Regions from separate parts of the Homo sapiens genome. Here regions 1, 2, 3 and 5 are each linked to region 4. Evidence: chromatin loops called from intact Hi-C (ENCODE). Cell type or tissue: ascending aorta. All regions are shown on one strand. Region 1 overlaps SEPTIN9 (septin 9). Region 2 has its middle 6.2 kb from the start of LINC01987. Region 3 overlaps LOC105371908 (a long non-coding RNA gene). Region 4 has its middle 130 kb from the start of LINC01987. Region 5 overlaps SEPTIN9 (septin 9).

Region 1 (5,000 bases), 180 kb before region 4:
CACAGCCCAGTGTCTGGGCCCCTGCCTGAGACTTTGGCTGGATGCCAGGAGCCCGAGACCTTCCAGCTCTTTCCTGTGTAAGGCGCCATGGGGTGAAATGAAAGAAAACCCCAGTTAGAAGGTGTCCCCCTCTTCCTTCAGTCCCTCAGCTGCCCTGGATTTTGAAATAAGACACCGCCCGTCTGTGGGGTGAGCAGGAACAGATTGGAACCGCATTTCTCTCCCCCCAGTCACAGCTGCCAGGAGCTCATCTTTCTCTGTCTCCTCCCCCTGCCGCCTCTCCCCACAAGACTGGGCTGGATGCTGCTGGGAAAGTCAACAGGAAGTCTTTTGGCTGCGGTGGAGGTGGGGGTCTGTGCTTCCCTGGGGACCGAGATGAGGGCTCCAGGTTGGCTCCGGCAAGAGCAGGGAGGCTCACGTCTCTGCCTGCTGGTTTTGCTTCCTGTCCTGGGAGAAGGTATCCACATGTCCCAGAATGCACCCTCTGCGTGTACAGGGATGGCTTTTGGGCCATTCACCTGAGGTTTATTGATCTTTCTCTTTGGAACTGGAGTGGCTCCTCCACGGTGGATTGGGCTGAGCTCTCTGCCTCGGCCGACGTCTTTCCCCAGGCACTTCCTCTCACCGTGCCAGGGTGCAGGTTGCTAGTGGATGGGTCTTCACCCTCGGGGATTGGCAGCTGCCACGCTCATTTCACAGTCGAGACACCCTGGCCGAAGGTTCTGCTAAGCTCCATGGAGTGTAGGGATTTTTTTTGAGACGGTCTCTCTCTGTCGCCCAGGCTGGAGTTCAATGGCCCAATGTCCCGCTCACTGTGATCTCGACCTCCTAGGCTCAGCAGTCCTCCCATCTCAGCCTACCAAGTAGCTGGGACTACAGGTGTGTGCCACCATGCCTGGTTAATTTTTTAATTTTAATTTTTTTTTGTAGAAATGGAGTCTTACTATATTTCCCAGGCTGAACTCCAACTCCTGGGCTTAAATGATCCTCCTGCCTTGGCCTGCCAAAGTGCTGGGATTCCAGGCATGAGCCATTGTGCTCAGCTGGGGTTTTCCTTTAACCCTTCCTGGCCCTTCCCAGGTGCAGGACCCGGGCCTCAGCCTTATGTGTTCTTGAACAGCTCTGGGCTCTGTCCTGTACCTCCTGGGCGCGTGGTCAGGCCTCTCGTGACATCAGCAGGAGACTCAGGTGAAGAAGCAGGCAGAACGGAATGCTTGCTCACCCAGCCTCGGGGCCAGGCGGGGCGGCCAGGACAGTAGCAGTGGCTGGTGTGGCTTCCTGGGAGGTCAGCCCATTGGCGTGGCCAGCGAATGGGGAGGGGAGCTTCTCCCCTTGTCTCCCCTCATTTCTGGTCTCTGGGCCTCCAGGGCCAGGTCTCCAGAGTTCTAGGTGGAGGATGGAGGTCAGGGAAGCTGGGGTAAGAGCGGGCTGGGGGTGGGTGGTCAGGCGGATCCTGGAAAACCATCCTCTGCAGGTCCCGCTTTCCCCAGGGAGCACTCAGGGCTGGTCCCGGGGAGCCGGGCTAATGGTCACCTCGGATGGTGCAGGGGTCCATCCCCATGAAACCGGGCCCATCCCCATGAAACTGGGCCCACAGAAGCTTTTGGTTCCGGTTCTGTTCTGCCCCCTGGCTCTTGCTTCCAAAGTAGGACTCAGGATAGCTCTGAATTCCCTGCCGAAATGCAGCTTCCTGGGCCCTAACCCAGCCCTCCAGAACCAGAGTCTCTGGGGTGGGCCCTCTGCTTGTCTAGCAGCCTCCAGGGGACACTTGTGCCTGCCAGAGCAAGTCTAATAAGCACTGCTGTAAACCCCTCGTCCCCACAGCCTTCTGGTTCGTCTCCCTTTTCCTGCTGGGATCTGCATCAGGATTAAATGCCAACATCAGGGATCAGGTTATACTTGTGAACCCTGAGACAATACCTGCATCTTTTTTTTTCTTGAGGCTGTCTTGCTCGCTCTGTCATCCAGGCTGAAGTACAATGGTGTGATATCCACTCATGGCAACCTCCACCTCCAGGGTTCAAGCAATTCTCCTGTCTCAGCCTCCTGAGTAGCTGGGACTACAGGCTCACACCACCACACCTGGCTAATTTTTGTATTTTTAGTAGAGATGGAGTTTCACCATGTTGGCCAGGCTGGTCTCGAACTCCTGGCCTCAAGCGATCCGCCCGCCTCAGCCTCCCAAAGTGCTGGGACTACAGGCGTGAGCCACTGCGCCCGGCCTGATACCTATATCTTGACCAAGCTGCTGTGGAAACATTGAGTTCCCCTTGATAGTTTTGTCCACAGAGTGAATGTTTAGGAACCGGCGAGGCATCTCTCACCCCCACCCAGATGGCGGCCTGGAGGCAGCGTTTCTGACCCTGTGATGGGATTTGTCTCTCTTGTCCAAGAGACTTTAGAGATGTGGCCCCTGAATGTGGGGGCCCCTGTTGGGGTGGGAACGGGAGCTGGCCCTGGCCATTGTCCAGTGACCCCATCTCAGTGCCTCGATCCTAGCACCCTCGATCTCAGCGCCTCCCCTTCCCCGGCTCCGCGCGGAGATCACGTGGCTTGCGCTGAGCAATCCTCCACTGCCCCCGTCGCGTTCCTGCTGCAGGGAAGCCTTTCCAGGGAGCCAGCTGACACATTTGGCCTCCATTATTTGTTTTTGAACAGGAATGAAAGGAGAGAGTGAGTAAGAAAGTGGCAGGAGGTGGGGGTTGCAGAGTAGGGGAAGGTCAGAGAGAGGGGAGGAAAGATCTGGAAAGTCCAGGCATGTGCTCTGGAAGCAGGTGCCAGCGATGAGCTCATCTGGAGGGTGGCCGCCCGCCCTGAGCCCTGCCTGGGGCCAGCAGGGAACACTCTGCCAGGGCATGTCGCTGGGAGCCTGTCCTTGGCTCACTTTCTGCTGCTTTGAGCGCTGAGCAGATTTGTTTCCATTTTAGGGACAACGCAAGGAGGCTGTCATTCCACCCCTCACCTTATTAATATTTCATGAATCATAAGTGACCACTTACTGCGTCCTGACGTACTCCAGGCGCTGGGCTCGAAGCTTTATGCGCTTCATGGGATGTATCTGCACTATCGCCGTAGAAAACGGTTCCTGTTACTACTGCAGAGAAGGCACCGAGGCACAGAGAGGTTGAGGAACTGGCCTCAGGCCACACAGCTAGAAGCGGCTGACCCTGGCTGTGAACACAGGGCTGCTTGACTCCAAAGCCTGAGCTGGTTTGCAGCGAGGCTCATGGTTTCTGTGCCACTGTTTGAGCCTCTGGTCGAGCCCCTTGGCTCAGTGGGGGGCCCAGTGACCTACCAGCTGTTCCATTATATGTTGTGGACACCTCCACGGCCCACCTGGGTGGGAGGGAAGGGGCTTCAGGAGGTGGGAGGGGTACAGGGAACACAGTCCAGCCTGCTTGGGCCCAATACCTTGACCTTCAAGGTACCCCTTGAGGGTAGCATGAGGCTAAGCTCTTGTTCTCCTCCAGGACTCTGTTCCTGTGAGGGCCTCGGGGTCCCTTGCTTTTTTCTGGGGGCCTTGCTGGTCAGGATCACAGAGAAGCTCTTTGCTGTTGATCTTTCTGCCTCTGTATCTTTTGGCAAGCCATTTTATGACTCAGTTGCTTTGTCTGTAAAATGGGTTGAATAACATTGTCCTGCCTCGGAGGGTTTTTGGGAGGATCAAATGAGACCTGTTGCACAGAAGCCCTTTGTAAGCCATGCTGACTGGCGGTCGCCGGGCCCCCAAGTGAATGGGCATCCGGGCACTGAGTGTGTGGACTCAGTACTCGGAAGGAGGGGCTGGGGGGTACCTAGAACTCCTGGGAGGCTTGGACCCCTGCTCTGCTCAGATTCTGAGCTTCTCCTTGGCCAGTTTAATTCCCATCAGTAGGGTGAGGGTAACCAGGACTTACGCATAGTTGGGCGAAGTCGAGTGACCACATGTGGAAGTCTAGCGTCCTTCATGCAAAGTGGGCAGGCGGCCAAAGTGAGCTCTGCTCCAGTCCCCCCACCCCCGGGGCTGTTCCTGGCGCCCTGCCCTCCCCCAGAGCCCCACTGACCTGCACCATGTGACCCGGGCCTGGGAAGATGGGCCCAGCTGTGGGAGGTCGTGCGGGCTGGGGACTGAGAGTGCCGGAGGAGGGCCTCCCAGGAAAACCCAGCTGCACAGGAAGCCGGGCCAGCGGCCTCCGGAAGCCTCTGGGCTTTGCAAGCTGGACTCCCCAGATCTGTGGCTGTGGGGCCCTCTCCTGCCTGCAGCTGAGAGCCCTTGACCCGCACCTGAGGGCTTCAGAGGTCCGGGAGGGGGATGTGACCGTGTCCCCAGGGTGAAGCCCACCCGAGTGTCACTCTGGATACAGCCCTCACCTCTTCCTGGCCCCCTCTCTGGTCATGGGGACGCTGCCTGGGGGGGGTTCCCTTACATGGAAGGAGCTGCAGCTGAGCTGGCGGGCCTCGCACACCCCCAAGGCCGCCTGACTTCCAGCCTCCAAGTGGGGTTGCATTCACCACTCAGGACCTGGAGCCTCAGCCAGAGAGGGACCCTCCACTGCCTCTTTCTCTGTCTCTTGGGAAAGGTAGGGTCTTTGTGCCCCCTCCCACCCAGGGACCTGGCATGTTGGGAGGCTAAGAGGAAGCTGCCCCCCGCTCATCTACCCCCCAACCCTCCCAGCCAGCAGAGTTTTACCTGTGTGCTTAGAATCTGTGCGTGGAGCCAGAAGTCACAAGGTTGGCCCAGCTGTGTCTGACCCTGGTTGTGCGGTCTTGGACAGTCCCAGCCCTCCTGGAGCTGAGCATCCTGATCTGTAGAGGAGAGGCTGCTGTGCCGGCCCCGCAGGGCCCTGTGCAGAGGGGAGTGTGTGCGGCTGTGAGTTCAGGCCATGCCCTCAGACTGGAGGATAGGATCGGAACAGTGGGTCAGGATGGCCAGAGGGTCCCAGCCTCAGGAGGAGGCCTCCACACCTCCCAGCACCTCCACACCAGGAAATGCAGCCAGGCCCCCAGGCCTCCCATGTCAG
Region 2 (5,000 bases), 130 kb after region 4:
TACATTCTGAGCACAAATCATTTATCAGAGATATGTTTTTCAAATGTTTCCCTCCAGTCTGTGTTTGTCTTTTCACAGTGAGGGGCAAAATTTTCAGTTTTGTTAAAATATGACTGATCAATTTTTTCCTTTTGTAGTTTGTGCTTTATGTGTCCCATCTTTGCCTAAGCCAAGGTTACTAAGATTTTCTTCCTATGTTTTCTTCTAAAATTTGTATATCTTTAGCACTTATATTTAGATTTAAAAATCCATTTCAAGCTTTTGTATATAAGGTGAGTTAGGAATTGAGGCTTTAAAAAAATATGGTTATCCAGTTGATTCAGAACTATTTGGTGAAAAGACTATATTGAATTTATTTGGCATGTATGTATTAATAGAAGTAAAATATATGACAATAGCACAAATGCTAGGAGAGGGAGAACTGAAAAGACATTGCTTTAGGGTTCTTAAATCATACACAAAGCAGCATAACATTATTTGAAGGTAGACTTCGATTAAAAGGTGTGTTATGTAAACTTAAAAGCAATGATTTTTTTAATAAGGTATAGTTAATAAGGCAACAGAGAAGATTACATGGAATCATAAAAAATACCAAATCTGTCAAAACAAGGCAGAAATGAAAGGAAAAGAAAACAAAGAACAGATGGGACAAATATAAAACAAATAGCAAGATGGGCAGATTTAAACCCAACCATAGTAATAGTCACATTAAACGTGAATAACCTAAACACCTCAGTTAAAAGGCAGAGATTGTTCTGCGAGGGTGGGAGTAGAGAAACACTGTATCATTCAATCCCTGGTAACCAAAATTCAACAAGAGACATGGTAAGGTCAAGATATAATGTTTAAGAAATTATCTGTGTCATACTGGTGGGACAGCCACATCAAATCTAGTCCTAAATCCCCTGGTGGAACAGCCACATCAAATCTAGTCCTGAGTCCCTTGGCAGCAGAGATACAGCAAGCTAAATAACCACCTCCACCTTCCCACCATCTTTTCCCCAGAAAGCAGGGAAGAGAAACCTTGTCTTCAGATTCCCAAATGATTAACTGGGGAGAGAAGGGGGTCTGTGGTCAGTAGGTGAGACTCTATCTGCAGACTTTCCATGAAAATACTTGATAGAGGTTAAGTTGGAGAGAGGGGAATGTTAAATTGGAAATTCAAAGTTGGTCTTTCTGTAGCTCAAGCCATGACACGAACCCAAACAATGTTCATAATGATTCTCTCAGTAACCATATAAGAAGAATGACTGTATCACCCAGCAAAGCAGACCCTGGAAACAATTCTTTTTTTAATCTAGTACTCAAACGAAAGGTAGATGAATTCAGATTTTTGTAGCAGTCCATCTTTGAACTCCAGGTTGGTCAAATTGCCTTTCTCTGAGCTTCCCCAGCTTTCTCTGCTCTGCTCCACACCCAGCACCACATACACTACCTTGAGGTGATTTTGACATCATACTTGTGCACATCTGAGCTCCATGCTCTGTGACACGGGGGATGGTCTTACTCAGAACAGCAACCCCAGGGCTTTGACCAGAGCCTGACACATGCATGGCAGAGGCTCAGTAAATATCCCTTGACTGATTGACACCCTCAATGTAGGGTTTGTGTTCGTTTCTCTTCCTGGGGCTCAATAAGAATAATGCATGTGGATTTAGGCTGCAGCCAAAACAATGGAAGTAGAACGTTAGGGTGATCATTGCAGCAAAAGTTGTTTGGTCTTTGTTTTTTGTTTTGTTTCATTTTTGAAGCACGGGGCCAGTTGCTGAAGACAAGAGCAGCCCTGATCAACAGAACATTCTGCAATGATGGCAACACCCTACCCGCACCATCCAGGGTGGCAACCACCAGCCACTGGTGGCTGCTGAGCACTTGAGATGGCAAACGAGGAACTGAATTTTACATTTTCTTTCATTTCATCTCATTTAGGCTTAAATAGCTGCATGTGACTAGTGGTTTCTGCACTGGATGGCACAGCCCTGGAGGCTGTCCCCTTCCTCGGTGTGCTCCTACCGGTGGGGCCTGATGAATGTTGGGGGGAGGGGACAGACACCCCCATCTGTTGAACTGGCAAGTGCGGGCGGGGGAGAGGAGGAATTGACCTCCAAACAGCTGGCTTTGTTCTAGGCAGAGTACCATTCCCCCATCTCCCACCACCTCCCCAGGCCCTGGCACGTGGCACTGCGTTGGACACTTGGCACATAGGACTTCTCTGCGTGCCAACTCCCCCGCCTGCCTTCCTCCCTCCTTAATTAACTCTGCAGCAGCAACTTTGTTTCCCTTTGCCAAGATCGGGAGAGGGTCCTGGCATGTGCCAGCAGGGCTGAGAGCACAGGAACAGACCCGCACGGCCTGGCTCCACCCCCTCGCTGGGCTCTAGGAGCCTCCCCAGCCCACCAGAGAGCCTCGGGTCCCAGGCAGGCCACTGGCAGGCCACTGACAGTCCCTGGGCTTTGCCTGTGAGTTAAGCCGGGAGTTGAGTAATTGCTGGCTGGGTTCTGGCTCCTCCCAGGATTCAGCTGGGGGCTAGAAGATGTCTCCATCCCGGGAAACCTGGCAGTCAGCCCAGGGGGCGGGGCTGAGCGGGAGTGGGGGAAGGAGGCCCCTGGGCAGCTCGGTGCCTCTCTCCCCACTCTGCCCTCCCGTCTCTGATGGGCACCAGCGCTCCCTGCTGAGAGAAGCTCCAGCTTGGGAGACGCCTGTGTTTCTCTCTAATAACCAGGGGGCTCCTACCTGCCCTGCCTGCCCTGCTAAACTTCCCGCTGCCCCTCCAGCCTAGGTCTTGCCACAGAGGCATCTGGTCGTCAGCACAGACCAGGCCCACCTGAGGGGGTTGACAGACATGCAGATTTCCAGGCCCAAACCCGGCTATTGCCACCCAACCATCTGGAACAGAACTGGGGACTCTGCATGTTTAACCATCCCCCACGGCGATCCTGGGACTGGCCACCCTGTAGCTCCCAGCTAGGCAGGGGCCAGGCTGCAAGGGGCCCTGCCTCAGCTCCTGCAGGCCGCAGAGGTACCGACTGGTCAACAGAAGCCCGGGGGTCGAAAAGGGACCTCCCCATGCCTGCTGGTTAGAAGATAAAGACGAAGAGTCTCTCTTTGGCTCACAGCCAGGATGAGGAGTCCGTAGGTAGAAGGAGGAGTCTCACAGTCCCTCCCCTGCCCCTAAGCCTCTGCAGAAGTGAGGATCCTGCTCTGAGGAGGAGGATCTACCCAGCAAGGGCCATGCCAGTATTTAACAGCCCAGCCTCCCTTCCTCCAGTGCAGGGCAAGCCTGTCTGCGCTTGCTTCCCCCTCAGGGATGATGTAGAAAAACCCTGTGACCCTGGCCCCTCCAGTCCTGCAGGTGGTCGGGAAGCCCTGCCTGCTTCTGGCCCAGTCCCTGGCTGGAGCTGGAGGCCCTGTTCAATGGGCAGGTGCTGCGTGGAAGACAAGGAACCTCTTCACACGGAGGGCACTCCAGCCTGCCAGGCCCAGCCTGCCCTGGGCGAGCAGCCTCCCTCCCTCCCTCCCCGCCCACTGCTCTCCCCTTAAATGGCCCCTGATGGGTGTCTGCAAACTGGAGCTGAATAAAAATAAACACTACAGAGTGCCTGGCACAGGGAAGGCTCTCTAATATTTGTGAAAAAGGGAGGGAGGGAGGAGGGGAGGGGAGGTCAAGGGAGGGAGGGATGGAGGGAGGCGGGGAGGTCGGATGGGGGAGAAGAGAAGGGGAGGAGAAGGATGGGAAGAGGAGAAGGGGAATGGAGGGGAGGAGAGAAAGGAAGAGAGAGGAGTGGGGAGGTGGCAGGAGGAAAAGGAGGGAGGGACAGAGGAATGAAGGGAGGGAGGAATCATTTTTACAAAGCCAATGGGAGAACAGAAAGAGTGCTGAACTGGAAATTAGAGGACCTGAATTTGGTTCTTTCCCTCTCCTTAACTAATAGCGAACCCTCTCTCTCCAGACCCTGTAGGGGACCCACTGTCTCCAGGCCTCCGTTTGCTCATCTGTAAAGCGAGGGGTGGGCCAGTCACCCCGGCATGAGCTTTGACATTTTAGGATCCCAGCCTTCCCGCTGTGGTTGCAGAAGTGGCTCTTAGGATCCCAGCCTTCCCGCTGTGGCTGCAGAAGTGGCTCCTCTCCAGAACAGCATTTATGGCGTCTGGACTCCCGCCCCAGCTCCCTAACGGGGCAGGGAGCTCGCCTGCTCCTGAAGCATCCGCCTCCCAGCCTCGCGCAGGTGAGGCTCATCAATAACGATGGGCGAGGATGTCAGGCTGCGTCTGAAGCCACCAGGGGCCCAGCAGGCTGCCGCGTGCTTTGTCATAAACTATGTTGTCACCTGGGGAAGAATCATCACCGATAACATATTTCAGGAGACAAAAACAAGAGGTGCATTGATTTTTTCCACGAGGTCAGACAACTTCTGGGAAGGCTCCTGGAACTCAAGTTGTCACGGCATCTCTCCCTGAATATCCGTTTGACCCGGGGTGTTAGTGGCCTCTGACCCAGGTGGGCTCTTTTTCCTGATCACGGGCTGTTCTTTTCAGAGGCCAGCACCATCACTGGCCTTTCTCAGACCCTGAGGATCGAGGCTGACTTGGATCCAGGGAAGATTTGCTCTCTGGCTTCCCCTGATCTGGCTCCGAGAAAGGTCTGCACAGGTGGCTCCGGGAGGGGCTCTGCTGACAGCCAAATCTGCCATTTGTTAAGCTTATGACACACACCAGAGTGACCTGTCTATTTCCCTGGCCACCACCCAGCCCAAAACTGAAGACAGAATGTTCAAAAATACAGTATATTAATAGAAAATCTGAGGCATAGTGAGGCCAACAGATCAGGAGACAACTGCCATTAAAAAGGTAGTTTGCGGCCGTGAGCGGTGGCTCACGCCTGTAATCCCAGCACTTTGGGAGGCCGAGGTGGGCAGATCACATGAGGTCAGGAGTTTTAGACTCGCCTGGCCAGCATGGTGGAACCACCCTATCTCTACTAAAAATATAAAAATTAGCTG
Region 3 (5,000 bases), 230 kb after region 4:
ATTCAATTCTCAAAGGAGCACAATCCCTATTGTGAACTGTGCACATGTGAGGGATCTAGGTTGCACGCTCCTTGTGAGAATCTAACGCCTGATGATCTGTCACTGTCTCCCATCACCCCCAGATGGGACCATCTAGTTGCAGGAAAACAAGCTCAGGGCTCCCTCTGATTCTACGTTATGGTGAGTTGTATAGTTATTTCATCGTATATTACAATGTAATAATAATAGAAATAAAGTGCACAGTCAAAGTAATGCGCTTAAATCATCCCGAAACCATCCCCTGCCCCTAGTCCATGGAGAAATTGTCTTCCACGAAAATGATCCCTGGTGCCAAAAAGGTTGAGGATCACTGCTCTGGCCTATTATTTAGTTTTGGTAAAAGGAGGAACAGGAGAGCAGAGAGTAAATCATATCACAGGGAACTAACTAGGAAGGTAAAGGTTGAAATCAGGCTTCTTGAAAAATTATTAGGACTGGAGAAGACAAACTCAGGAGGAACAAAAGCCTCTCTTCAAGAATGCTAGGGGCTGCACTGCTACAAAGAAAACAGATGCACTCGAGGCCAGGCACGGTGGCTCATGCCTGTAATCCCAGCACTTTGGGAGGCTGAGGTGGGTGGATCACGAGGTTAGGAGTTTAAGACCAGCTTGACCAGCATGGTGAAACCTCATCTCTGCTAAAAATACAAAAATCAGCCAGGCGTGGTGGCACGTGCCTGTAATCCCAGCTACTCAGGAGGCTGAGGCAGGAGACTCACTTGAACCCAGGAGGTGGAGTTTGCAGTGAGCCGAGATGGTGCCACTGCGCTCCAGCCTGGGCAACAGAGCGAGACTCTGTCTCAAAAAAAAAAAAAAAAAAAGAAATAGATGCACTCTGTGGGCCTCGTCTTAGCCCATTTGTGCTTCTATAAGAAAACACCTTAGACTCTTCTTACAGTTCCGGAGGTTGGCAAGTCCAAGATCGAGGCACTGCGTTGGTGTCTAGTGAGGGCTGCTGTCTCTCCAAGATGGCACCTTGGGGCTGCACCCTCACATGGCAGAAGGTGGAAGGGCAAGAGAGCACTCCCTTCAATCTCAGGACCCATATAATAGTGCTGATGCCATTCATGAAGGTGGGGCCCTCATGATTCAATCACCTCCCAAAGGACACACCTCTTAATACTCTTGCACTAGGATTAAGTTTCAATGGGAATCTGGAGGGGATGCCATCATTCACGAGGGATAAAGCTAAGATGAGTGAGTGAAAGCTCTAGGAATATGGATTTTCAGTCTCATAGCTGCCTCAAGATATCGTCAGCTGCTGTTGGAAGGTTGCTGAGGTCCTCATCACAGGAGGCATTCGAATACTGGAAAACTAATTTTGGAGAATAGCACAAGAGGACTCAGTTCAAGACTAAGACTTTGGGGTTTTCCCTGGCAGGTTTTAATTTGGCCCCATGGGTAAAATGATGGATTACTGTCTCTTTGATCTGACATGTGATAATACTCATTGAACATCGATTCAGATGGGAGGCTGAGCCCTGCATGGGAGAAAGAGCAGAAAGCTGTGTGGGAAGGAGTGTGGTGGGAATGGTAGCAGCCTCAGCCTCTCCGTGTTCAGCAGGTAATCAGACCTTCCCCGACAGAAGGCAGCTCACCTGTTAGGTTGTTCCCCTACCTCGCTGTCTGGGGAATCCCAGTCCCCCATTCCCCCTGCCCCCACCACCCCAGCAGCTGATTGAAAAAATCTTCCCACTACAAATAAGGGGTCCCTATAGAGTCTGGGATCTAGCATGTTCTGCTTTCTGTTGCACTTTGGGGATCAGTCTAATGCCCCAGGGATGCAATAGTGCTCCTGACTCTGAAGTCAAAGGACCTTTTGCTGCCTGTCACTCAACCATAACTGGAGCTGACTGGGCTGATCTGTCCAGACAGCGCTCCCAACCTCCCTCCCTGGGTGACCTCCAAAGCTGCACCCTGTTCTCAGGAGGCATCTTCCCCGGCCAGAATCTCCATGCAAACCCCAAGGTTCTGTTGGAGGATACTGCAGGGTGGTCACGCCTCTGAGATGACTCTGCGGACCCTCCCAGCCCTGAGATCCCACGAGGCTTTCCTACCTAGGCCTCTGGAATGCCAGGAAAGGAAAGCCAAATGCTCAGGGCTCCTCACGCTCGCCCCAGTCCCTGGCAGAAGGGAAGCTGCCCTAAGTCTCGCTGGCTGCGGCAGTCCTCCTGGCTGCTGAGTGACTCATCAGCCTCAGCAGAGCCTACTGTGACTGGCGTAGCTCCTCCCACGCTTGCCCTGACCACCCCACTGGGAGAAGGTTCTCAGAACAGATAAGAACTAAGTAGCAGTTACTCTTGGCCTCTCTAAGGCAGGGGGACAAAACGGACCAGGCTGACCAGAGGCAAAACCATGGAGCAGGTGAAGGATGGTCCCAGACCCCTCTCTTCTGCCAGCTCCTCCCACCCTCTTGCCATCCAAAGCAACCCCATTCCCAAGTGGGGGAGCCTCTTTGAGCTCCTTACCCCAATCAGCCCTTCCTCCTACAGGGGCTGCATGCCCCCAGGAGCCCCCTCTGTCCTTGCCTCCCCTAGCCCCATTTCTTCATTGCCCCCCTTAACTGGAGGCCTGGAGGAAGACAAGTGTGTCAGGGAAAATAGTGCAAGACCTTGGAATAGGCAAAAAAGATGAATGGGTATCTATCTAGCACACCTTTTGAGGTTATCTTCATTTTTCATTGTCTTTGAGCTATTTTGCCACTCTGCAAGTTGTAGGAAACTCATAATCATGCAAATGGCCCTTATCCATAGCAACACAAATGAATTGCATCCAGTGGAATGTGGTTGAATACAGCGGAGTATCCTGCAGAATGCAATTGACTGTTGCCCTGTTGCGTGTTTGTGAATTGACTTCAGCATTCCTTACTGCCTATGTATGTGAGGTTCTTTGAACCAGTTGTAACATTGCACTGGTATCTTCCTTAATTAACAAGTTAAATGAAATCACTGGCACGTATTCATTTTATATTTGTATGAGACTCAAGATCTTACCTTTTATCAAAATTATCCACTGGGTGTGTTGACTCACACCTGTAATTCAAGCAATCTGGGAGGCTGAAGTAGGAGTATCTCTTCAGCCCAGAAGTTAGGGGCCAGCCTGGGCAACAGAGCAAGACCCCACCTCTACAAAATTAGAAAGTTAGCCAGGCATGGTGGTACACACCTTTAGTCTCAGCTACTTGGGAGGCTGAGGCAGGAGGATTGCTTGAGCCCAGGAGTTTGAGGCTGCAGTGAGCTATGGCTCCAACACTGCACTCTGGCCTGGGCCACAGAGTGAAACCCTATCTCAAAAAAAAAATTTTTTTTTTTTTGAGATGGAGTCTTTCACTGTCCCCCGGGCTGGAGTGCAATGGCGTGATCTCAGCTCACTGCAACCTCCACCTCCTGGGTTCAAGTGATTCTCCTGCCTCAGCCCCCTGAGTAGCCAGGATTACAGGCGCTTGCCACCACGTCCAGCTAATTTTTTGTATTTTTAGTAGAGACAGGGTTTCACTATGTTAGCCAGGCTGGTCTTGAACTCCTGACCTCAAGATCCACCCACCTCGGCCTCCCAAAGTGCTGGGATTACAGAGGTGAGCCACCGTGCCCAGCAAAAAAAAAAAAACTTTTTAAAAAAAATTTTGAAATGATCCTTTAGCAAGCTTGAAAGACCACCACACTAATTGGTGGTCTTTCAAGCTCTGTGGGTAAGAGCTGGAGGATGGAGCATTTAAGGGTTTCTGTATTTGGAATGTCCAGCAGGAACAGGGAGGGAAAGGGGGCAGCTGTCCCTGTCTACCCTCGACCCTACATTCTCCTCCAAGCCAACTCTGGCCTTGCCCATTTTCCTTTGAGACCGACTCGGAAGTTCCCAGGACTCGGCTGGGCGTGGTGACTCACACCTATAATCTCAGCACTTTGGGAGGCCAAGGCAGGCCGATCACTTGAGGTCAGGAGTTCGAGACCAGCCTGGCCAACATGGTGAAACCGTCTTTACCCAAATACAAAAAAACAAAGAAGAAGTTCCCAGGACTCTGCCTTTAAAAACTGTCCCAGAACCGCCCCACCCCCACCCTGCCACCCCCGCCACTCCGCCTGCCCATCTCTGCAGTTGCTGAGTAACAGTAAGGTCTTGCTGCTGCTGCTGCTGCTGCTGTCACTTTTCCCTTGAAATGACTTACAGCACTTACTTAATAACAAGCATTAGGGGATTACATGTCCAACACATGCTTTCGGGGTCACATTCAAACCGTAGCTGGGATGATAGCTAAAAGGCACAAGGACTTGGGTTTTTTCCAAGGTGATGAAATTCTCCAAAGTTGACTTAAGTGATGATTGCACATATCTGTGAATATGCCAAGAACCACCTGCCAAAAACACAACAGGTGAGTCACATGGTGACTTCATTTGCCAGGGCTACTATAACAGAATACAACAGACTGGGTGCCTTCAACCACAGAAACCTATTTCCTCACAGTTCTGGGGGCTGGAAGTCTAAGAGAAGGTGTCAGCAGGGTTGGTTTCTTCTTTTGTTTTTTTTTTTGAGATGAGGTCTCACTCTGTCTCACTGGCAGTGGTGTGATCATGGCTCACTGCAGCCTCCTGCTCCCAGGCTCAAGCGATTCTCCCACCTCAGCCCCCCGAGTAGCTGGGACTACAGGTGTGTGCCACCACAGCTGGCTAATTTTTGTACTTTTTGTAGAGATGGGGTTTTGCCATATTGCCCAGGCTGGTCTTGAATTCCTGGGCTCAAGCGATCCTCCCGCCTCAGCCTCCCAAATGACTGGGATTATGGGCATGAGCCACTGTGCCCGGCCCACAGGGTCAGTTTCTTCTGAGGCCTCTGGCCCTGAGTTGCAGATGGCCACCTTCTCCTGGTGCCTGGTGTCACAGGGTCCTTCCTCTGCCTGTGGGCATCTCTGCTGTTTCTGTATGAGTCCAAATCTCCTTCTCTCAGGAGAACATCAATTGTTAGATTGGA
Region 4 (5,000 bases):
CTTATGAACTGCCTTTTCAGTTGAGCTCAGATCTGGTGGGAGAAAAAAACCATAATGAGCTTTTGAATTAGACCAAGCCTGACTTTTGGCCCTGGCTCTGTCCAGCTCTTGCAGAGGGACTCTGTGAAAAGGTGCATTAGACACTGCCAGCACATGGCAGGGACTTGTAGTAATCAGGAGTCCTTTTCTAAGTGACCAAAATCCCAAATTCAAATAAAGAAGAGGAAAATTCATTGGCTACAACAGCTTCAGGTATGGCTGGATCCAGGTGCTCCAACAATATGGTCAGGATCCAGTGTCTCTCTGTCTCTTGCTGGTCTCCTGTGTGTTCACATAATTCCCAGGTGAGCTGTTTTTCCATGGTGGAAGCTCCACACTTTTGTCTCACCAACTTTAAGACCACCTGAAAGCCAGCTATGCTTTCCCAACAGGCTGTTGGAGAGACTGGAGCCAATCACAGCACATGCTGAATGGAGGGCTCATATTCGGGCAGGCAGCTGAGGGGAAGGTACAGCAGACACTTTCTGGGCCCATGGCCTCTTACCCCTGTGAGTTCAGGTGTGGCTGTGTGGGTAGGTCCCATCTTTCCTCCTGTCTTCTGACTCAGGGCTTTTTCCATAGCTAAGGGCAGGGTAAGCTTGGGAGATACCATGCCCTGGGACAACCGTCTGCCAATGGGGGACAATAGTCTGCGCCCATGGAGGGACAACTCAGAGGCAGATCCCACGGATTTTTCAGAGGGCTCCTGGTGGGTCTGAGCCCCTGTTGCCCGCACCGATCACCAGCCCAGTGTCATCCTCCCATTGACCACGCTGATCACCAGCCCAGTATCATCCTCACAATTGGCCACGCTGATCACCAGCCCAGTGGCATCCTCGCAATTGGCCACGCTGATCACCAGCCCAGTGACATCCTCACATTGGCTTTCTCCCCACCCGGATCTCACTGCCCTGCCCCTCACTCCAGCTTCCTGGAGTCACCTCCCACCTACACTACCTGCACCCAAGGCCTTGTCTCAGGCTCTGTTTTGGGGGAACCCCGAAAGGCAGAGAGGTCAACCTCACCTGAAGCAGGTGAATTGAGAGGTATTAGGGCCTTGAGGACACCTGAGTTTGACCGGCCAGGCGTCTGACCTCCCTCAGCAGCAGGACCCTGTCTCAATTGTTGTCTCGTGAATCCTCCCAGTGTATAAAGAGTACAAGAAAGGGGTTGGTCCAGCCTCACAAGCATTTACTGAGCACCTACTGTGTGCCAGGCTTACTCCCTCTTCACATGAACTCATCATCACCCCATTCTACAGATGCAGGGAGTGAGGCCTAAAATCATCAGGAAGGATCTGAGGCCACACAGCTGGTAAATGGCAGAGCGGGGGCTGGAGTCCAGGGCCTCTCACTCCAGGTGCGGGCTCCTGTCCTCGCCCCGCTGGCTGGTCTGAGGTGGCTCACTGAGCTGGGCGTAGCTTGAAGCCTCCCTTGGTCCCCTCCAGTCAAGACTGGATTTTCCCGCCAGCTCCCAGCCACTGTCCTTCCTCCCCAGGAACCTTCCGCTGTGTTTTTTGCAAAGTCAGGCTCTCCTAACTCTCTCTCACACCCCTTCCTGTTCAGGCTCCAACTTTCTCTGCCCAGAAGCCCTTGCTGGCATTGGTGCCTGTGCCAAGCTTGCTCAGTGGGAGGTGGGTTCACAGCCTCTCACCTCCTTCCCTGCTCGCTGTCCACAGGACTGTCCAAGTAAAGGTTCCCCTCAACACCACCCCTTCCCTCAACCCCGTCCCAGGTCACCACTCAGAATGACAGCGCTAACCCTTTCTACCCTGCTCAAATCCCAACCCTCACCTTCTGGGGCTGCCCCTGCCTGCCCAGATCACCTTCTTGCTGAGAAAATGGAAGCGTTAAACTCTCAATCCTCTTCAAAGCTCATTAGCCAGAGAAAGCTACACATCAAATTGATTTTAATTCTCCGGGTTCTGGCTAACGCAATGACTTCAGGCCACAGGCGGGGAGGGCAGGGTTATTTTTTTGAGGCTTGCTGGTGTCTCTCTGCCCTTTCCTTCTGGCTGGCTCATGATTCTTGCAATGTGACAAGCTCTGCGCAGTCCCAGGGCCAGGACGCAGGGCGAGCCTTGTGCTCCCCAGGGGCAGGATGGGGGCGGAGGGATGGAGGAGGTGCTGAGCCCACAGCAGTCTCCCTTCCCAGGGCCCTACCCAGAAGCTGTCCCGCCACTCATAAAGAGCCTGAAAGATGGAAAGGATCTCTCTCTTATTCTTGTAATATACTTTGCCCAGAATTCATGATGAAATACATTTTCTCCAGAACGTTTTATGCAGTTAATGGTGTAAAATCAAACCGACTGTTGTCAGACCATTCTCAGTGCCTCCCCTAACCCCAGTATTTGTGCTGAAGATGGTGGGAACTCAATTTGCCCTTCCAGAATATCGCAGAGCCTGGCCCCAGCCTGAGCAATGGCAGCTCTCCAGGAGCCTGAGGTCTGAATCTGCCTGGTACAGCATCCTGGAGAGCACGTGCAGACACAGAAGTACTGTGTGCCCTGTGAAATAGTGGGCCAGGTAGGCATTCTGTCCCATCTGTCATGTGCTCCCTCTGTGTGGCTGCCCTGGAGGTTCTGAGGAGGCCTGCGGGGAGGCCCTAGGTTGTTCCAAACCACCTCTATAAATAGCCAGCTTCAGGAATTCACTGGGAGCCAGGCTGTTTTTATAGGCTTGTATCTTCGTTTTTCCAGTAATCCAGCTGAGTGCTTCTGGACCCGGGCCCCCACCAGGGAACTGACAACCCCACATCTGCCACAGGCAGAAAACTTGTGGGGGTCAAGGGAAGCTCTTTCTCTGCCATTTAAGAAGGAATAGTGGGGGCCGGGGCTGCCAGCCCGCTTGGCTCACAACTTTTGGACTGTCTGGCATTGTGGCCAGCACGTGACTGTGGTTATTTGGGGCAAGCAGGGGTGCCCAAGTCCAGACACATCTCCTCCCAGGCCTGTCCCTCACTGACACATCTGGTAAGCATGCGACGGAGAGAACACTGTGTAACAGGAACCAACGCTGGGCTGTCCCAGGCATCCTTTATGGAGAAAAACTCTTTCTATGGGATCTGAATGCTTCTGCTCTTAAATAATCAGTGTGAATTTCTTCTAAGCAGCCAGTGACTAGCCAACAGTTCGAGTAGGGCAAAGTCAATGATGGACTGGATTTCATTTCTCATCAGTGGCATGAGGGGGGTGAACCAGGGGGTCTCCAGTCCCACTTAGACTCAATTCCATAACCTCAACCAAGCACCTGAGCACGCCGGGCACCTGGGGAACCGAGGGACTTGGTACCAGGAGTGGGGCCCACAGGGCCCTGTGAGCGTGTGGTCAGGGGTGGGGAGAAGCCACGGAGGTCGAGGCAGGGTTGTGCTCGCTCAGAGAACCAGATGGCCAAAAGTCCCAGGAAAGCTGGTCTCTATCCATGCTCAACACAGCTTTTCCTTGTGAAGGGAGAGGGAGGAAAGGGATTACCGGCGCCGGGGAGAAAGAGCCCAGAGCCCCGAGGGAGGTGTGGACAGAGCACTCATGAAGATGAGGAAGAGGAGCTTGAGCGCAGGGACAGTGCACAGCACAGTCTGCATCAGAGGAGATGTCTGGGGTCAGACAGAGACTGAGGGGCCTGCCCCTTGGGGCCCGGTGGCCAGGACTTGGTGCAAAAGCCCCCGCCCCCCACAGCCTCCCTGCTCCGAGCCCCTGGCCTTGTGCATCTCCTGCTCTCCTTCCTGAACTAGCGTTGACCTCACATCGCAGCTGCCCTTCCCTGGCTTCATTTATTCAGGAGAGATCTATGGACTACCGCCATGAGGCACGCTCACTCTCTGTTCAGACCTGACGGCGGATCCCGAGCCACGGACCCTGGCGTTCTCCCCACAGATCAGCTCACCTTCACCCTTTTGATGTTGCCACTTCCAGCTGTTCCAGGGAGATGCCTCCTTGGTCTAGCCCAGCCCCAGGCACACTCTGAACGCAGACCTCAGGCAGCCACCCCAGACCCAGCAGAGGGGACACCAGCATGGGCAGCGCAAGTGGGCCTGACATCAGGAAAGCGACCATCCCTGCCTGTCCCTCCAGGGCTAGAGTCATGACTGTATTTGGGTGTGATTCAGATTCATGTAACAGAGCACAAGTGACATTAAAGGGGAAGAAGAAGTAGATGAAGACATGGCTGAAAGCAGACATTAGCCAAATTCTTACTCTAAGGAGAAATGAGGGGTGAGAAGCCTTTTATCCCTGTTGCTGACTTGTCTCCAGCTCCCAGGTACCAGACTACAGGGGTGGGGGTGGGGCAGGCTCTAGGGAGATTCTCGCTTGGTACCCAGCTCCACACTCTGCAATAGTAGTTGATTTGTCATTGCTGTTGGAATTCATTTTTTTTTTTTTTGAGATGGAGTCTCACTCTGTTGTCCAGGCTGGAGTGCAGTGGTGCAATCTCGGCTCAATGCAACCTCTGCCTCCCGGGTTCAAGAGATTCTCCTGCCTCGGCCTCCTGAGTAGCTGGGACTATAGGTATGCCCCACCATGCCCAGCTAATTTTTGTATTTTTGGTAGAGACGGGGTTTCACCATGTTGGGCAGGATGGGCTCAATCTCTTGATCTCATGATCTGCCCCCCTTGGCCTCCCGAAGTGCTGGGATTACAGGCATGAGACACCGTGCCTGGCCTGGAACTCATTTTTAAATCATGCAACACAGGACTGATTCCCAAAACAGCATCCCTGTGCCTTTGCATGGCCACGTCCTCTTGAAGAAGACCTGTGGACTCCGAGTGGCCAAGGGTGTCCCTTTGGAGCCCAACAGATGGGGCTGAATTCCACTTCTGCTGGTTGCCCGCTGTGTGACCTTAGCCGAGTGTCTGGATCTGGGCCTTAGATCCCTCACCTGTTAAATGAGGCCAGAGCTGGCCACTTTTCAGGGCTGTTGATGAAATGAAGGAGATAAAAGATGCAAAGGAGCTCCGTTTGGTG
Region 5 (5,000 bases), 280 kb before region 4:
CTGATGATCTGTCACCGTCTCCCATCACCACCAGATGGGACCGTCTGGTTGCAGGAAAATAAGCTCAGGGCTCCAACTGATTCTACATTATGGTGAGTTGTATAATTATCTCATTATATATTATAATAATAATAGAAATAAAGTGCACAATCAATACAACGTGCTTGTGGCCGGGTGCAGTGGCTCACACCTGTAATCCCAGAGTGAAACTCTGTCTCAAAAAATAAAAAATAAAGGCCAGGCACAGTGGCTTATGCCTGTAATCCCAGCACTTTGGGAGGCCAAGGCTGGCGGATCACGAGGTCAGGAGTTCAAGATCAGCCTGGCCAATATGGTGAAACCCCGTTTCTACTAAAAATACAAAAATTAGCCGGACACGGTGGCAGGCGTCTGTAGTCCCAGCTTCTTGGGAGGCTGAGGCAGAAGAATTGCTTGAACCCAGGTGGCGGAGGTTGCAGTGAACTGAGATAGTGCCACTGTACTCCAGCCTGGGTGGCAGAGCGAGACTCTGTCTCAATAAAATAAAATAAAATAAAATAATAAATATAATACACTTGAATCATCTCAAAACCATCTCCCCACTCCCTGGTCTGTGGAAAAATTGTCTTCCCTGAAACCGATCCCAGGTGCCAAAAAGGTTGGGGGCCACTGCCTTCATCGCCTGCCCCTTTGAGCCTCTGGTGGCTGTGGGTGTCCCTTGGCTTGTGGCTGCATGGCCCTTACCTTCAACACCAGCATCTACAGATCTCTCCGGGCCCCATCTCCACTTGGCCATCCCTGTCTGTGTCAAATCTCCCTCTGCCCCCGTCTTGTATGAGCACCGAGACTGCCTTTAGGGACCACCTAGACCATCCAGGGTGCTCTCGCCACAGCAAGATCTGCAACTGAATCACAGATGCAAAAACTCTTGTTCCAAACAAGGTCCCATTTGCAGGTCTAGGGATTAGGACATGCTATCCCTGGGGCCATTATTCAGCCTTCTCTCGTGACTATGATCCCTCCCTTCCTCCCCAGCCTCCCACCTCGGCTGAGATGCTGTCCCCACCTCCCTCACTGTCTGGCTGCCTGTGGGGCTGTCCTCCAGGCTCTTTGGGAGGAGGTGGTTGCTTGATGTCTCCCAGAAGGCTGGGAATGGTCCTCCCCACCCCCCAGGAAGATGTCCTTTCTGCCAAGGAGATTGCATTTGGGGTCCTATCCCAGGCAGAGAGCGGACGGGACTGTGGCCTGAAGTGGCACTTCAGGGCCTTTGGCTCTGTCATCTAGCCGAGGGCTGTGCATGGGCCTCACCTGGTCACAGGTAACTCACCTGGCTCTGTGGGGCAGGGATTGTAAACTCAGAGGCCTGCGGGGTGTGTCGAGGTAGAGGGGTGCAAATATTGTAAATTTGTTGGGGGCCTTGGGGAGCAGCACAGACTGAAAAGTGTTTTGTCTGAAGAGCAGAACTGTCTTATACCAGCCCTGTGCGGCCAGGCAGGAAGGCTTCCGTGGTGCGGCCACGCGTCCTCCCTTTCTCAACAGAAGCTGACAGTCTGGAGTTTTCAGAGAGATTGCCTGAGTTCTCAGCCTTGGCACAAACACACATTCTCTTTAAACAGGCTTGGGCCAACAGAACCAGCCTCCGTGTCTCGGGTTTGAATGAACCCTTGAGGTGAAGCTTAAAGACAGAGAGGATGCCCCTGATTCCCACCCCAGGGACCCACATTGTAAACCCCCACCTGCTCTGCTGAGCCCTTGGCCTCAGCATGGACCCTGACCATGTGCTGGTGGGGACCCCCCAGGTAAGTAAGCAGCCTCTGAGGACCCCGGATGAACAGTGGGGAACAGCACTGATCCCCCAGTGGGGCCCCGAGTTCCCGGAGAGGAAGACTCGCTCCCTCCCAGGGGACGGCTAGAGACTCACTGACTCATGCGTGTGTGGTAGGAATCTTCCAGGAAGTCCCCGTCCCGTTCGCCCTCTCTGCCTGGGCGGGGACGGCAACTGCCTCTGTCACTGCAGACTAATGGGACGGAGGGGGGTGACTTCTCAGGGTTCCTCCTGGGCAGGTGCTCCGGAACCTTTTCTCAGCACGCTGGCCTGGGGCACGGCCGTTCCTCCTGCCCAGCCACGTTGGGGTACAGGGTGAAGAAGGGCTGGGGCCAGCCCAGGACAGAGGAAGGCGAGGCAGGCACGCAGGAACTGGGCTTTTTAAACCCTTAAGCCCAAGGAAATCGTAGCATCGCGGGACAGGGAAAATGAAAGACTTTGGAAGTCGTCAGGAATTTGACTCTGTGAGTTGGTTTCCAAGAGTCTAAGTTAAGCATCTCCAAGTGGATATTAAAAAGGAGCAGCAAGCCTCGGGGCGGCGGGGGCTGGAGGAGGTGGAGAGAGGAGGCTGCCGGAAGCCGCACTCGGGACCTCTGCAGCCACCGACCAGACCGGGCGGCCGGGACTCTGGGACTCTCGCAGGCAGACCCGGTGGTCTGCCGGACTCCTCGGGGCCCACTTCGGGCCCTCTCTCCTGCCTCCTATTTTTGGATTTCTCTCCTTTGCTCCCTTTTTCCTCCCGTTTTGAAGAGACAATGCTACTTCAGTTTGGAGCACAAACATATGATCAGCACATGGAAATGTGGTAATTCGGATGCATTCGTGATTGCAACAGATTGAAGAAATTAGACCAGACAAAGAGTGTTTTTAGAGGAGGAGGAGGAGGAGGAGGAGGCTGAGAGAGGGAGGGCGACGGGGGTGAGAAAGGGGAGGCCGCCTCTGAGCGGGACGCCGGGACTCCCGCCGCTGCTAAATATATCCGTAGGAATGGAGAGGGACCGGATCTCAGGTACGCAGACAGCCCCCTCCCCATCGGCCGCCCCCCACTGCCCTGGACTCGGGGCTTTATTTATGCCTGGGGGAATAAGCATGCAAAGGGCGCTTTTGCTCATTTTTCACAGAAATATTTCTTTTCTTTTTGACGGTTCCAAGCTCGTGGGATGAACTCCGTCTCAGAAGCTAAGCTCTCCTGAGTCTGGCTTTTATTTAAACTCGGCTCTCCTCTCTCCTGGCTACTTCCCTTTCATTTTCCAGTGTGCCATTCTTGCATGTCATGGCCACTGTCAATGCTGAGGCTGTTGGCGCCGAAACCTTGGGAGGGTGTGGGGGACCTGCCCCCCTGGCTCGGGTCTGGGGCGGCGGCGCTTGGACCTGGCTGGTGGTTGGTTTGTCCACTGTGTGGTTTGTTTTTTGCTTCCAGCCAAAGTCTGTCTTCAAGGCTGCCTCGGTCTCCTACCTAAAATAGCATTTCTGTGCCTTCCTGGCAGTTGATTATAGAGGGGGAAGCTCCCGGCGCTCAGAGGAGCCTGGCGTGTGTGTGCACGTGTGTGTGCATGTGTGTGCGTGTGTCCATTCACGCTGGCAGCCCCCTTGCCGCAGGCACAGACCCATCAGGGCGTGAACAGGCAAATGAAGAGAAAGGGGGCTCCCCTGCCTTTAGTTCACCCCAGCTTTCCAGGCCCTCCCTCCCAGGCCCAGCCTCCTTGGTCCCTTCACTCACATGCGGTGCCGTGGCTGCCATCTCACGTGGCCAGCGCCGTCATCGGTAATTAGCAGTGATGACAGTTTCTGCCGCTCATGCCGCCCTCTGAGCCCAGCGCTGGGAGACATGGGGTGGCTGAGCCAAGCTCCAGGCTTTGGGTATTCTGAAGTGACCTACGGGCCATGGAGCGGGAGGTCGCTAAGAGTGTCAACCCCTACGTGCCTTGGGCCCTGGTCTGTTGGTTGCCACTATGTGTGTGTTGGGGGGTCCCTGAGAGGCCTGAGAGAGGGAGGCCCATCTCGGTGGCTCCTCTCTAGGACGTGTGGTCCCCTCCACCACTGCTCCCAGGGCCACATCTTTTTTTTTTTTTTTCTTTGAGACGGAGTCTGGCTCTGTTGCCCAGGCTGGAGTGCAGTGGCGCGATCTCAGCTCACTGCAAGCTCCGCCTCCCTAGTTCATGCCATTCTCCTGCCTCAGCCTCCCAAGCAGCTGGGACTATAGGCGCCCGCCATATTTTTTTGTATTTTTAGTAGAGATGGGGTTTCACCGTGTCAACCAGGATGGTCTCGATCTCCTGATCTCGTGATCCGCCCGCCTCAGCCTCCCAAAGTGCTGGGATTACAGGCGTGAGCCACGGCGCCCGGCCTCAGGGCCACATCTTGATTGTCACGTTGGGACTGGTGGAGCGGGTGTGTGTTGTGCCGCTGAGCACACCCAGTCGGGCACAGCAGGCGGACCTCAGGAGGGGGCCAGGGGAGACGGCAGAAGGCTTGGGTGGCAGTGAAACTGCATCTTATCTGTTTGAGCTCGGGGGCTCAGGCCCGCTGGGACGGGTGGGTGTGGAGCCCAGCGTCCTGCTCTCCGCCCAGCAGGAGCCGCAGGGCAGGGAGCGCTGAGAGGGACCTTCGTCAGGCTTGCACAGTGGAGCCGTCCTCGGAGTGACCACCCCACCAGGCAGCCTGGGCAGACCACAGTGGGTCCCCTGCCTCCTGGGCCACCAGCCCCAGGAGGACGTCACTCCACCCGCCTGGCTGGCAGGGGCCTCGGGGAGCCTCGGGTTCGGCCTTCACTTTATAGATGATCTAGCCGAGGCCCAGATGGGTGACCAGCAGGGGATCTGAGAGCTGAGCAGAGAGGCGTGGGTTTGGGGGTGGTGCTCCCTGGGGAGCTGGAAGTGATGGCACCCTCCCAGGCTCACAAAACACGGGCTTTTCATGAACTGAACAAAACACTCTTTGAAAGCAGCCAGTGCTGTGCCCCAGAGACCACTCTGATCCCTGCTGCCCTTGGCTGAGGACAGCACAGCCAGGGATGAAGCGGGGACCTCCCCTCGGGCTGTGCCTTGATGAAAGATGCTTTCTACAAAATCCCATTCGGATGTGTTTTCATGTAAGAAAACGTACATTTTTAGAAACTCAGTTGTAAACTGGCTGCCTTCCGAATGAACACGACAGTCCCGGAGCTGTTTCCCTTAATGAGGTTCTCGTCCTGGGC

The links. Hi-C counts contacts between places; a loop is a spot of excess contacts. Peaks named below come from ENCODE experiments on the same cell type or tissue, not always from the same donor. Only the 100,000 strongest peaks of a DNase experiment are listed, where the experiment ranks them.
Region 1: a loop joins it to region 4, with 3 times the contacts of the local background. A loop is called at or near these places in 3 of 110 quality-filtered maps.
Region 2: a loop joins it to region 4, with 5 times the contacts of the local background. A loop is called at or near these places in 21 of 110 quality-filtered maps.
Region 3: a loop joins it to region 4, with 2.5 times the contacts of the local background. A loop is called at or near these places in 5 of 110 quality-filtered maps.
Region 5: a loop joins it to region 4, with 3 times the contacts of the local background. A loop is called at or near these places in 2 of 110 quality-filtered maps.

Annotation. Positions count from the first base shown.
Region 1 is chr17:77,421,113-77,426,112 of GRCh38, forward strand. All of the region lies in intron 3 of SEPTIN9 (septin 9), which reads left to right. It overlaps LOC112268199 (a long non-coding RNA gene), which reads right to left. Exons shown (of 2, transcript XR_002958141.2): 2 at 1-5,000. Among named protein-coding and RNA genes, the nearest start is that of MIR4316, 27 kb to the left of the region's middle. RefSeq lists enhancers at 1,161-1,826, 1,962-2,766, 4,729-4,818. In ascending aorta, no CTCF peak of the experiment used is centred here; DNase peaks (open chromatin) are centred at 2,739, 3,684 and 3,989; H3K4me3 peaks cover 455 bases; H3K27ac peaks cover 4,541 bases.
Region 2 is chr17:77,732,266-77,737,265 of GRCh38, forward strand. No RefSeq gene overlaps it. Among named protein-coding and RNA genes, the nearest start is that of LINC01987, 6.2 kb to the left of the region's middle. In ascending aorta, a CTCF peak has its summit at 2,681; DNase peaks (open chromatin) are centred at 2,556, 2,906, 3,516 and 4,146; H3K4me3 peaks cover 2,501 bases; H3K27ac peaks cover 3,508 bases.
Region 3 is chr17:77,832,447-77,837,446 of GRCh38, forward strand. All of the region lies in intron 1 of LOC105371908 (a long non-coding RNA gene), which reads right to left. Among named protein-coding and RNA genes, the nearest start is that of LINC01973, 49 kb to the right of the region's middle. In ascending aorta, no CTCF peak of the experiment used is centred here; DNase peaks (open chromatin) are centred at 2,235 and 4,335; H3K27ac peaks cover 2,189 bases.
Region 4 is chr17:77,599,650-77,604,649 of GRCh38, forward strand. No RefSeq gene overlaps it. Among named protein-coding and RNA genes, the nearest start is that of LINC01987, 130 kb to the right of the region's middle. In ascending aorta, no CTCF peak of the experiment used is centred here; DNase peaks (open chromatin) are centred at 1,662, 2,112, 2,642 and 2,952; H3K4me3 peaks cover 1,730 bases; H3K27ac peaks cover 5,000 bases.
Region 5 is chr17:77,317,536-77,322,535 of GRCh38, forward strand. The region is part of intron 2 of SEPTIN9 (septin 9); the gene reads left to right. Among named protein-coding and RNA genes, the nearest start is that of SEPTIN9-DT, 38 kb to the left of the region's middle. RefSeq lists an enhancer at 1-161 and a silencer at 3,104-3,316. In ascending aorta, no CTCF peak of the experiment used is centred here; DNase peaks (open chromatin) are centred at 1,946, 3,216, 3,562, 4,536 and 1 weaker place; H3K4me3 peaks cover 3,476 bases; H3K27ac peaks cover 3,992 bases.